3 separate regions of the Homo sapiens genome follow, and all the other regions are linked to region 1. A link is a contact called in ENCODE Hi-C or POLR2A ChIA-PET data. All regions are on one chromosome and are shown on one strand. The core of a region is the stretch at or near the end of the contact, and the rest is flanking DNA. Distances in the headings are between cores, read along the strand shown. Region 1 overlaps ZFHX3 (zinc finger homeobox 3). Region 2 holds the start of ZFHX3 (zinc finger homeobox 3). Region 3 overlaps ZFHX3 (zinc finger homeobox 3).

Region 1 (4,077 bases), core at 848-3,347:
GAAGGTGCGTGAGAAAAGCATCTGCTGACCCGTTGCTGTTGGCCAGGTAAGAGAAGATGAAGAAAAGTGGTGGCAAGTGGTGTCTGTAACTTGGGAAAACCCTGGGAGGCTGTAAAGTCACCGTTGTGCACACAAAAAATAAATGCATTATTTTTAACTGTCAGACCAGGGATGAATTTTTGAGAGCTGTCAGAGGAACAGCCAGGCTTGCGCAAAGATCGAGAAAGGACAGACGACTGAGCATTTAGCCAACCCCTTCCCTGAGGTGTTGTGTTCTGTGAGGGCGGTCCATAGGGTGGCAGCTCCAAAGGGGACCTAAAAGTTTGTAAATTTTGGCTGGGCGTGGTAGCTGACACCTGTAATCCCAGCACTTTAGGAAGCTGAGACGGGTGGATCACTTAAGGTCAGGAGTTCAAGACCAGCCTGACCAACATGGTGAAACCCTATCTCTACTAAAAATAGAAAATTAGCCAGGCGTGGTGGTGCATGCCTGTAGTCCCAGCTCCTCGGGAGGCTGAGGCAGGAGAATCACTTGAACCCAGGAGGGAGAGGTTGCAGTGAGCTGAGATCGTGCCACTGCATTCCAGCCTGGGCAACAGAGTGAGTGAGACTCTGTCTCAAAAAGTAAAAAGTTTGTAAATTTGGAAGGTGGTTTGGAGGGACACACGTTTGATATTTGTTAAACGCTGAAAGGAAAGAGGGGGGAAAGCGGGCAGGCTTTTAAGAATTGTTGACTTTGTGGATTTGGAGCTTCCTGGGGGAAAACAGAGCCGTTCCACCGAGGCCTGATGGAACAGGAAGCGGGTGTCTGCGGCACCATCCCAGAACCAGCTCTGCAGGGGGACCAGCTGGAGGGGGCTCTGTGTTTTCCTCCCTGCTCTAAACAGAAAGCCGTTTTTCTAGATGGGAATCTGGATCTGTTAAAATATAATCGGTAACGAGACCAGGATTATTTATTTAAGTATGTGGAACGCTGAGGGAGTGTTGTACTTCCCAGCTGGGCTAGGAGCTGCAAACGTCCACCATGTCGAGGGGCACGGAAATAAGAACTCGCCACCCCTTCGGAGATGCCTGCATAGTGTCCTTACAAGCTTCTCTTCTCCTTGTTTTCATTGTTATTTATCTTCCATTTCTGTAAACTAGCCTGTCTTACGGCCTGGGGGCTTCTATCAGTGATACCTTGGAGCGGAGTCCTGTTTCTGTAAACTCTTCTGATCTCAGAAATATGAACACGGAGTGGCCCAATTGTGTTCTTAAGGCCATTACCAGAAGTGACCACAACCCAGCTGTTCATTTCCTCTAACCCATGTCCTGCCGCATTCTCCCCTCACTGGGCAACTCCTTGTAGACTAAAGGATGGTCTCAGTAAAGCTCGTTTCTGCGCTGAATTTTCCTTGTACTCCAGTGGGGCCAATGAGTTTTAGCCTGTGGTTTCTTCTGTTCTAATTTATATGAAGTTAAAGCTATATTTCAAATCCCTAAACGTCTTTATTTCCCTCTATGGGAGACAGAAAAAAGTGGGGCCTTATAAGTGGACTTCCACATGTCCAAGTTGGGAATCTCTTCCAGACTTCCAGAGACTTTAAACATGGCTGTAAAAGAGGAGTTGGGAGAAGAAGGCTGAGGTGGGATTTTGTCTCTTGCCCCCTTGCGGCCTCTCTGGGACGATAGCGGTTGTCATAGAAATCCAGACCCACAGGCAACCCTTTGCCCCATTTCCACCCACAAAGAATGGAATCCAGAGAACTTTCTCGCCTTTTGGACATGAAGAGAATGGCTGAGTTGGTGACAGGGGAAAAGAAAGAGGATTGGCCCAACAGTTTGTTTATGTGGGCTGCCTGTTTCTGGAGAGCGTCATCTTTTCGGTAGAAATGCCCTTCTGTGGATTGCTTTAAAAAAAGAAAAAACAAAGATGAAAGTTCTCATTGCTTTTTGGAAACATCAAGCTGTGACCTGGTTGGAGGAGTCCAATCAACGTGGGGAGGGCTTTCAGAGGCACAGAAGCCAGAGGGCAGAGGGTGTGGAGGGAGCCTGGGAATACCCCGTGCTGGCCAGTCCGGCCTGGCTGTCAGCTTGAGGAACTCAGGATCTGATTGTGAGAAGCAGACAGAAAGCGAAGTTGAGCTGGGCACAGCTTTCTAGATGAGCTGTCTGAAGCTGCCGTGTTTGGTTTGGCCTGAAGCTGAGCAGGAGACCCGGCCGGCTTTCCAGAAGGGAGGCCAGCCCTGACCCGCTGCAGGGCCTGGGGCTCTGCCCTCTGTGTCGCCCAGGTTGCGGCAGCTCGTGCGTAAATGGGGCAGCCAGGTCCACATCTCTTCCTCCCTCTGCACAAATTGAAAACGACTAACCTTGCCATATTTAGTGCAGCACTCACGGCTGCTCGCCTCCAAGGGGTAATCATGCAGGCATAAATTCGGAAAGTTGCTAAGCTATGAGCAGTCTTATGAGCATTAAAAGTGTCCTCTTTGCCAGAAAGGTCATTCATAACTTGGCTACCCTGCTGATGTACAGCCAGTGATATTGATTGATTAATGTATAAAAGCACCAGATCCATTTGCTTCTATGAAAGAGAATAAAGTGCAGTCGACTCTCTCTTTATTTTCACCTCATCCTTTTGTTTGAAGGACATTTTCCCCCCTCTTTTTGTTTTGCCGGCTATGTTTAAGGGGGTTACAAAAAGCCAGTTTCTGCCAAGTAATGTGTTCACAAAGGGAACATTGATTCACATCAGTGTCGCTTGAATTACCCTTAAAGGTTTGCCAAGGAGTTGCTCTTATATTAACCTTCTGTTCGTGAAGGAAGAAATAAATAAATAAGTCATAAAGTCAGCCTCGTTGCTTTGGATTTCATTTTGGGCTTGATCTAAAATAATTTCTTCCACGGCTGCTTGTGGTGAGAGGTGTTGACCAGAAAGGCCCTTGTTAGTTTTTAGGGTATGGGATGGGGGCACCAAGGGAAGCAAGCCCACCCCTGCCGTCAGAGCCCCCCGCCGCACCAGATCAGGGAAGAGAACACTGAATTTACTTCCAGCACAGAGATTAGTTCTGATTGGCTGCCCCGCCTTTCAGGCTGAGGAGCAGCGGGCCCTGGTCCTTGCTCTCTTACTCCGGTAGTTCACACTGTCAGGTGTTGGAAACGGCAAGAAAACCCTGCCTTTGTCTGAAAGATGAAGGATTTTGGTGGGGAAGGCAACTTTGCTTTTTAGAACCAGTGGCATGAATTATACAACCTTCAGAGTTATCCTTAAATTTCCCATTTCTTTGCAAACCTAGCAGGGCTGCAGCCTGAAGTTGGGAAAAAATAACTCCTCAGCTTTTGTTAACTTGGAATTAAGTTTGTTTTGTTAGTGTTTTGTTTTGTTTTGTTTTTGTCAATTACAGAGACAGGATCTTGCTCTGTCACCCAGGCTGGAGTGCAGTGGCACGATCGCGGTTCACTACAGCCTCATACTCCTAGGCTCAAGCTATCCTCCCATCTCAGCCTTCATAGTAGCTGGGACTACAGACATGTGCCACCATACCTGGCTAATACTTTTATTTTTTGTAGAGATGAAGTCTCGCTATGTTGCACAGGCTGGGCAAACTCCTGGGCTCAAGTGATCCTCCTGCCTCAGCCTCCCAAAGGGCTGGGATTATAGGCATGAGCCACCACACTCAGCTTAGTCTTTATTTTTTATTTTTCTGTTATCTCTGTAGGTGGAGGAACTTCCTGTCCTTGTGAAACCCAAATGGGGCTGGTCCTCTATGAAAACTAACAAATACTGATTACCTTGTGATTTGGTTAGCCTTGGGTATTATACAGAATACAGCATCTTGCCAACCAATTAGCTCTGTTGTTTAGGTTTTCTTTCAGTGACTTGATCAGAAATGCCTAGGAAGATAGTCCAGTGCTAGGCAATGTATGAGGCCATTGGTCAGTATCAACTGGCTGCCCATCTTGGATTCTTTATCATTTGACATGGGTCTTTTCAGAGCTGGAAGAATTCCAAGCAGGTGGGAAGGCAGGGGAATGTGGAATTGTGGAAACATAAGGCTGCATTTAGCTCCTGTGGAGGTGTGATCTGAAGCATCACCTGCG
Region 2 (4,077 bases), core at 975-3,474, 190 kb before region 1:
TACTTGTCAGGCCTCTCAAGTGCAGGAGGCAGGTTGCAGGGTCTGCCTCTTGGGACAGTGGCAGTATTAGGGCAGATCCCGTCCGGGCCTTCTGCCCAGGCAGTGCTGCATCCTCCCAGGTTACTTTAATAGCTTGTTCTTTGGGCTTTCTAGCTTTTATTTTATTGAAGGTATTTGTCTGTGGGCCTACCAGGATCATGATGTCACCAGATTACGAGGTTGTCCCCTGTTAATAAAAATGAAGATAAAGCAGCAAAATTAGATTTTCTGAGAGTATCAACATTTTCTTGTTGTCTTTAATTTATCCAGCAGGCCTTACCTATCCCAGGTAAGGAATCTTCGTTTTTCCGGAGAGATTGCCAGAGGCATCTCTGCGTTGTGGGCCACGTTGCTTGCGGTCCTGCTAGCATACGTCATCTTCATGTCTTATTCATAGTCACTTTTTCAATTAAATTATTAATTGTTTTCTTTAAGGTGTTCTCAACTTATATGGCCAATATAAATAACAGTGTGTTTTGAAAACACCACCTGTTCTTGGGCCTGAAGTCAGGTGGTCTGGAAGCAGCTCTGCAGTGACCATAGTCTGGTTTGCAAACTCATCCTCCACCTTCCCTGTTGGCTCTTAACTCCCCCCACCCGGCCCCCGTGCTCTCACGTGTGACTGAATTGGGCTTGTGCCCTCCTTTGTCCCTAATCGGACATGATTCCCTGGAGGCAGTCTTTTCTCCCAGGGCCTTAGCTGAAATAAATAAATAAATAAATAAATTTCCCCAGAATCTATTCTGGACTAAAATGTAGAAAGGGGCTGTCTGTACCCAACAGGTTAGATACTTACATTAATCTGAACCCAACTTACATTGTGCAAAAAGCCTTCTATACGGGGATGTGATGGTTTTCACCAGCTAAGCATCCCTTTTTCTCCCGAGTCAGTGTGTGCCTCATGCTAATACAATTCCATACATACTGCTCTTCGCCTCATGAGCTGATTATATTTCTAACACTTGCATGGTTCATTATTGTGCCCGAGGAAAAGACTCTCCAGGCTGTAAGGCCAGCCTGGGTGGGTGGTTTTCAGAAAGGGTAAAAGCAGGTGCCTTTCTGTGCTGTGAGAATCGGGAGTAAATTCAGACTGAGGGTGGGATTCTGACAGGGAGGACAGAGGACTTCCGGTGAGATTTCTTTGGGGCTGGCTTTCAGATGAGAATGGAAAAAGGTGGACTTGGGGAGATAGAAGGCGCCCAGCAATCGCTTTGACCAACTGGAAAAGGTGAACTTGGGGAGATAGAAAGGCGCCCAGCAATCACTTTGACCAACTGGGGTGGCCGCTTTAAATCTTACCCTGGCGGTAGGAACTCCCTGGGAAAGGGCACGATCTTTGCTATCTCTGCGGTGATGTGGCTTTATAAGGTGAGGCTAAGGAGCCTGGAGGCTTACATGGTAGACTGCATCTCCTTTTCTTCCCACTTCTTTTCTTCCTATCTTTCTAGTGATCTCTCCTTTTCTCTTTCTCTGGCCTCAAAAACTATCCTTAAACTCTCAACGGAGAGCAGGGGGATGTTTTTATAAGTTTCTGCAACTGAAAAACAGAAGTGCTCTGTAAAGCAGTTAATAGGATGGGTGTGTGTTTCCAATAAATTCCTGTCCACATTGGCTCCTGTCCCCATGCTTGAGTGGCCTGGCTGTGACGTGGACGGGGCCCAGGGAGCGATGGCTCCGGTTCGGAGGCCTCAGGCTCCTTTTAGTGGCCGAGGGCGCGTCCCTTTCTTCTCGCCCGATTCTAGGCCGGCCCCTGACCTTTGATGAGCGAGGGGTCAGCGCCTCCGGGAGGGCCTGGGCTTTGTTCCCGCCGGGGCCGGTTCCCGGGGCGGCGCAGGCCGAGCGGCGAGGGTTCCTGGCCCCAGGCGGGTGCGCGGGACCCCCGGCCTGCCCCAAGGCCCGCGCCCCAAGCGGAGCGAGCGCAGCTGAGCGCCCGGGTCCCGCGCGTCCCTGTGCGTCCCCGGGTCCCTGCGGGCGGGCGGGCGCGGTCGCCGCCGAGCAACCCGGCCTGCGCCCGGCACGACTGTAGATGTCAGGCTTTGCCCGGGGAGCCGAGCGGCAGCGGGGCTGTGAGTTTCAAATTAACCTTCCGCTTTGTTGCTGTGTAATGTGGATCCCCGAAGGCCCCCCGCCCCGCCCGCCCCCCTTCCCCGGGCGGTGCGCGCTGCAAACTGCGAGTTGGGCTTCATTTACATAAAGCGATTCCGGGCGGGCGGCGGCAGAGGAGGAGGCGGCGGCGGCGGGCAGGCCGGGGACCCGGACGCCAGCGCCGCGCCCCGTGGGTGAATCCCCGCCGCGTCCCGGGGACCTCCCTCCGGGGACGGGCCGACCGCCAGCCCTGCCGCCACCATGAGCTCCCCTCCCCTGTCTCCGGGCCCCCTGCTCCTGACCAGAGCCACCTCCGAGTCCTGGGGCCAGCGGGAGGTGGGGAGCATGCCGCCTGGGGTGGGTGAGCTCGGGGCTCGGGTGCCACTGGAATTTCCCGTTGTTGCGCATGGCGGCGCGGCCCCCGGACCTGCAAGTGCCGCCTCCCTCCGGAGGTGCGCGGAGGCTTGGTGTGCCAGGTGAGTGCAGCCTCCCTCCGGGTCCGCGCAGCCGGCCTGGAGCCGCGGGCAGGTGCTGCGAGTCTTGGCTGAACTTCCCATTCTCTTGGGGCGTGTGGGGGAAGGGCAGGCTGGATGCACTTGAACTCCCAGACTCCAGTTGCCACCTACCTAGGGTGAGAGCGCCTAAATTCTGCTGGGCACACAGTAAAGCTCTTCCTTCCTCCTTCCTTCCCTTCCCTCTGTCCTCCCCTCCCTCCTCCTTTCCTGAGTCTGCTTTTGGATTAGTTCCTGCCTTCTGAATACTTGTGGTACTGGTGTCATTTAGAAGTTTGGGTGCCTCCGCCTAAAAATGCACCCTTTTCAGCCCTGGAGAAGTCGCTGGTCAGTTCGAAACAATGTGAAGAATGCGCTTGTGGAGTAATTAAAGGGAGAATCAGAGTTTTGGAGCTGGAGGGCACCTTTGGAGATCATCTTGTCCACCCTCTAATTTTAGTTTTTTCGCACTCTTGGAAAAGTCAGAGCATTTATTTCCTTGGGCAGGGGCGGGGTGGGGAGCTGATGCAAAGGAGAGAGTCAAGATTTTTATCCTGTTAGGAGGAGGAATGCCTATGTTTAGGTCAGTAGCAGAAAAACAATAACAACAAAAAGAAGCATTGTAGGCTTGGAGGGAAACGAACCTTCTGGAAAATGTTCTTTTCTGCCTTGGACACACCTGTGTTATGATAGGAAAAGGCCTGGAGGGCAAAGACTGCAGCTCACGCATGGTGTGTGCTAAGAGGGAATTGCGTGGCACAGTGGTACCTCCTGTGTTAAACTGGCTTAAGTGAAAGCCGTGAGCAGGTGAATCCAGGAGGGTCATCCCTCCCCCCACCCTCTGTGTCATTTAACAGTCCTTGAAGACTCCCTAAAGCCACTGACAGAAAACCCCAGAGAGAACAGATGGCTCTGCCTGGGCACAGAAGGAAGGCCTCTCCTTCATACTGGGTCCTGCTTGTCAGAATGCACCAGGGCAAAGCCTTGAAGGTAGATTGTGAGAAAGTTACACATCATCTTATTTCTCTCTATGCTTTGAGATCCTTGGAGACAAGTCACTAAATAAATAGTGTATAATTTAAAGCTCACCCTAGCTGGGGAAACTCTGTTTCCTTGCCGTCAAGCAGCAGGTGCGAGTTTGTAGAGTTGGCCCCTCGAGTTCCCTCATTCCTGAATTCAGGAGGTGTCAAATCTTCACGTTCAGTTAATGGCTGTGGTTTCTGGATAGGTTTCAAGGGAAACCCTGAAAATCACGAGTTCCAGGAGGCTGGGCTGGAGGAGGACACGAGAGTGCTGTGGTGGGGACTGCATTGGGTAGGAAAACATACACCTTCCAAGGTAACCTGATCAAGAAAGGCCGTAGCAAGAAACATGAGTCTGCTCCTTGTTATCAGAACAGCCACTGGCAGCCTGAGATTCTGAATCCCTCTTGCTACTCAAACATGAAAAACAATGAAGGCAA
Region 3 (4,077 bases), core at 1,157-3,656, 160 kb before region 1:
CAAGCAAAATTAGCCGGGTGTGATGGCGCATGCCTGTAGTCCCAGCTACTCAAGAGGCTAAGGCGGGAGGATTGCTTGAGCCTGGGAAATTGAGGCTGCAGTGAGCCATGATCGTGCCACTGGACTCCAGCCTGGGTGACAGAGCAAGACCCTGTCTCAAAAAAAAAAAAAAGATAAAAACTGAGAAAACATAGGTCCCACTTCATCGAAAAAATCAAATTTTCATCCAAAAGGAGGAAATCATTTTCTGAAGAGGAGAGAGTAAAAGTGGGGAATTAAGGAGCATCTGCAGAGGTAGGGATGGGTCAGACAGTAGGCATGGGCTCTATGCAGGTGGCAGAGGTCTTAGCCTGTTTGGTTTGCTGCTTACCCCTAGCCCTAGTCCAGAGAGAGCAGTCTCTGGCACACTGGGGCCACTTGGATATTTTAATGGATGGTTGGACAATTCTCTGGACGAGCTCTATCTGTGGGGTGCTAAGCTAGCAAAGCTCTTGGTGGAGGACTATGTGGTCTAGCTCCCTGGAGTTGGAGAAGTCAGCTGATAGGTTGTGCTAAAGACCAGAGAGGGGTGGGTGGAGGGGAAGAAGAGAAGGCATTATTTAGTCGTGACGGCAGCCAAGACATTGGTGGGGAGCCCAGGTGAGTGCTGGAGAGAGAACAGTGTTGGCAGAGTTTTCATGACTTGGCGAAGGGCACCACTGGAAAGCGGGGCAGGAAAAAACTTGGAGCATTTTCAGATATACCTTTCAAGTATTCCTCCTCCTAAGGCCAACAGGGGATATTTTTTGGGACCCACCTCCCTGAATGAGAGCAAAACTAAGACCCCACTCCCCTGAATCCAAACGTAGAAAATTCCCATCACGTCTTGGGAACACATTCAAATTGCCCACTCAGCCTTTGATATCTTTTTGCCTTTTTTTTTTTTTTCGAGATGGGAGTCTTGCAGTGTTGCTCAGTCTGGATTGCAGTGGCACAATCACAGCTCCATGCAGCCTCAACCTCCCAAGGCTGAGGGAGGTGATCTTCCTGCCTCAGCACCCCCAAGCAGCTGGAACCACAGGCACATGCCCCCACGCCTGGCTGATTTATTTTTATTTTTGTAGAGATGAGGTCTTGCCATATTGCCTAGTCTGGTCTTGAAATCTTGGGCTCAAGTGAACCTTCCACCTTGGCCTCCCAAAGTGCTGGGATTATAGGCATGAACCACTGCGCCCAGCCCCCTTAGTCTTTTTTTTTTCAAAGGTGCATTAAGGCATAAGGAGTGTTCAGCAAACTCTCTTGGGATATACACGTGAACTTGGGTAGGGTCCCAGTGGGCTTCAGCTGTAATGGGGAGATTCTGCTCGGAGCCACTCTGCTGTCACCAGGGTGCGAATCCACATCATGAGAGGCACAGAGAACATTCTCAGTTCACCCAGAGGTTACAGAGAGGCTGTAAATGGACATTCAAATAGAAGAGGAGGAAATTACTGGAGTCAACTCTGGTGTAAGGGCTTTAAACAAAGGCCATAAATTAGTCATATGGTGACATCTAAGGAAGACAGGATTCTATTTCTGGGGTTGGTTTATTATTATTTTGAGAGGCATCAGGAGAAGCAAGAGGAAAAGAGAAATGGGTCAAGTAGCATAAAGAATTTGAATCAAGGCAAACTAGAAACCAGTTTTGCTTGAATTACCCTTCTTGGGACTTTCACTATTCAAAGTCGTATCTTTCACAAGCAGGAGGCTGAATGAGAACCCTTTGTGAAAGGTGGTTATGTTTTGTTTTTTTTTTAAACCACTTCATCTTGTCATGTACAAAGTAGCGCCTTGTACATGTGTGCTAAAATTGAACATTTAAATCCTATTGAGTAATCCTAGTTACTCCGACCTTAAAAACCAAAACACAATTCATGTTAATTGTTAACATAATACTTCAGGTTAATTGTTAACACAAAATGGGGAAGTGGCAACAAACATGCAGGAGTGGGAGAATTAAGTCATATCTGGGCCTAGAGAGTTAAGTGGTTGGGTAGTCTGGCTTGTGATTGAAAGAGAACTGGAGGAGCCTGGGATAGAAATGAGATGGTGGTGATGGGATCTCCTTTGCGTAAGAGAGAAGACTATTCTTTGCATAGAGGTGATTCAGAAATCGCTCTGTGGCAGGATGCCTTCTGTCCATATGGCCGGTCTTTGCGTGGGCCATTCTTCAAGGTGCCATGCCTTGACTGGGTCAACATGGCCAGTGCCCGTATGGTGTGTAAAACCCAGTCCTGGAAAGCTGGCTCCCCTGGAGGTGTTGTGCAATTGGGGCAGCCGGCAGCCAGCTTCTGATGTGGTTGGCTGCCTGGCTCACACCTCTCAGGTGCTGCGGAGACAGCAAGATCCAGTGGCCCCAGGCTACCACGGAGGCGGGCAGGGTGCCACGGCCTTCCCGAGCCATTCTGTTTCCTTTGTCTTCAGGAGCCCAGCGTGCACGGGCCCTGGCTTTCCAGTTCTTCAGGCTGGCTGCCTGGCATCACAGCGAGGCTTCAGGCGGGCCCACCTGTGGAATATATTGGGTAAGGTTGGCTCGGCCTGGCTTTTGTGAATTGATAAAAGGAACTGTGGATCCAGGGATTCTTCTTGAATGTAGATGTTTCTAGTTCGGTGTCTCCTATTAGATAAAATAAACATGTAGCACACACAAACTCTTTGTCCAACTACTGTTTTTCTGTTGTTTCCTTGGTTAATTTGGATATTTATAAATCTCAAATGCGGTAGGCCAGGATGGGAGGTTTTTTCTGTCTAATGCTAAGATACTCCACTGAACACCTCTCCTAAGACATAGCCCTCGTGGCCGGTGTGGTGGCTCACGCCTGTAATCCCAGCACTTATGGAGGCTGAAGTGGGTGGATCACTTGAACCCAGGAGTTAGAGACCAACCTGGGCAACACAGCAAAACCCTGTCTCTACAAGAAATACAAAAGCTAGCTGTGCACGGTGGTAGGCGTCTGTAGTCCCAGCTACTCAGGAGGCTGAGGTGGGAGGATCACTTCAGCCCGGGAGGTAGAGGGTACAGTGAGTTGAGATTGCACCACTGCACTCCAGCTTGAGAGACAGAGTGAGACCCTATCTCAAAAAAAAAAAAAAAAAAAAAAAAGACACAGCTCTTGATTACAGCATCTGAGGCCTTTGGTCCTAATTTTTGGTGATGGAGAAAGAGAGGTTTCAGCTGGTCCCTAGGGTCTGGAGAAGGAGGGTAGTGTGAACCCCTTGGTAGGGTGAACCCTTCAGGGACACCCCTGCTTCTGTGTGTCCAGTGGTTCTGTCCCCCTTTCTCCAGATGGCTATACTAGTTTCCTCTTGATGCCGTAAGAAGTTACCACATAGGCCGGACATGGTGGCTCATGCCTGTAATCCCAGCACTTTGGGAGGCCGAGGCAGGTGGATCATGAGGTCAGGAGATCAAGACATGGTGAAACCCCTTCTCTACTAAAAATACAAAAATTAGCCGGGCATGGTGGTGCCTGCCTGTAATCCCAGCTACTCAGGAGGCTGAGGCAGAGAATCGCTTGAAGCAGGGAGTCGGAGGTTGCAGTGAGTTAAGATCGCACCACTGCACTCCAGCCTGGTGACAGAGCGAGACTGTGTCTCAAAAAAAAAAAAAAAAAAAAAAAAAAAAGAAGAAGAAATTACCACAAACTTGTTGGTGTAAAACACAAACTTAAGTTTGCATTTTGATGTTTTCTGTAAGGATGTAGTATGTTTAAACTTTATTAACTAATGTTCAAAACTGCGATGTGTGCATAGAATATTACGTATGCATGTTCATGTCTAAAGAATGGCTGTTGATGATAAAATAAAAATCAGCTTTCATTTTTCCAAAAAAAAAAAAAAATGCAAAAAACCGCAAACTGATTGCCTTGTAGCTGGAGCCTAGAAGTCTGAAATCAGTTTCAGTAGGCTGAAGTCAGGGTGTTGGCAGGGCTGCTTTCTCGTAGCGGTTTCGAGGAGGAACCCATTTCCTTGCATGGTCTAGGTTCTGGAGGCCCCCACATTTCTGGGTTGATGGCCCCTTCCTCACATCACTCTGTGTCATGCTTCTGTTACATCTCC

Evidence for each region. Hi-C counts contacts between places; a loop is a spot of excess contacts on that map. ChIA-PET counts read pairs that join two places held with the same protein, here RNA polymerase II (POLR2A). Pooled maps may share reads with other maps.
Region 2: a loop to region 1 is called in a map of ovary, with 2.2 times the contacts of the local background. The contact joins the promoter of ZFHX3 here to the enhancer-like site in region 1. A Hi-C loop is called at or near these places in 29 of 168 maps with a recorded cell type or tissue (A673, CD14-positive monocyte, Calu3 and 20 more), 3 of 37 single-sample maps with no recorded cell type and 20 of 50 pooled maps. POLR2A ChIA-PET finds 5 or more read pairs at or near these places in 5 of 52 experiments (A549, A673, AG04450 and 2 more).
Region 3: a pooled map shows a loop between it and region 1 (2.4-fold over the local background). The contact joins two enhancer-like sites. A Hi-C loop is called at or near these places in 1 of 168 maps with a recorded cell type or tissue (Calu3) and 5 of 50 pooled maps. POLR2A ChIA-PET finds 5 or more read pairs at or near these places in 1 of 52 experiments (endothelial cell of umbilical vein).

The regions. Positions count from the first base shown.
Region 1 is chr16:72,856,987-72,861,063 of GRCh38, reverse strand. The region is part of intron 4 of ZFHX3 (zinc finger homeobox 3); the gene reads left to right. Among named protein-coding and RNA genes, the nearest start is that of ZFHX3, 190 kb to the left of the region's middle. Within about 2 kb of position 2,097, at least 8 of the 41 ENCODE cell types and tissues checked have a DNase peak (open chromatin) inside an H3K27ac peak, as active enhancers do; they include ascending aorta, ovary and prostate gland, where a contact is called at or near this core.
Region 2 is chr16:73,046,275-73,050,351 of GRCh38, reverse strand. ZFHX3 (zinc finger homeobox 3) reads left to right here and starts at 2,224. Exons shown (of 10, transcript NM_006885.4): 1 at 2,224-2,600. LOC124903719 (a long non-coding RNA gene) reads right to left here and starts at 2,774. Exons shown (of 2, transcript XR_007065116.1): 1 at 2,552-2,774; 2 at 1-226. RefSeq lists enhancers at 1,323-1,858, 2,395-2,930 and a silencer at 1,784-2,633.
Region 3 is chr16:73,014,085-73,018,161 of GRCh38, reverse strand. All of the region lies in intron 1 of ZFHX3 (zinc finger homeobox 3), which reads left to right. Among named protein-coding and RNA genes, the nearest start is that of ZFHX3, 32 kb to the left of the region's middle. RefSeq lists enhancers at 1,689-1,838, 2,387-2,887. Within about 2 kb of position 2,406, at least 13 of the 41 ENCODE cell types and tissues checked have a DNase peak (open chromatin) inside an H3K27ac peak, as active enhancers do.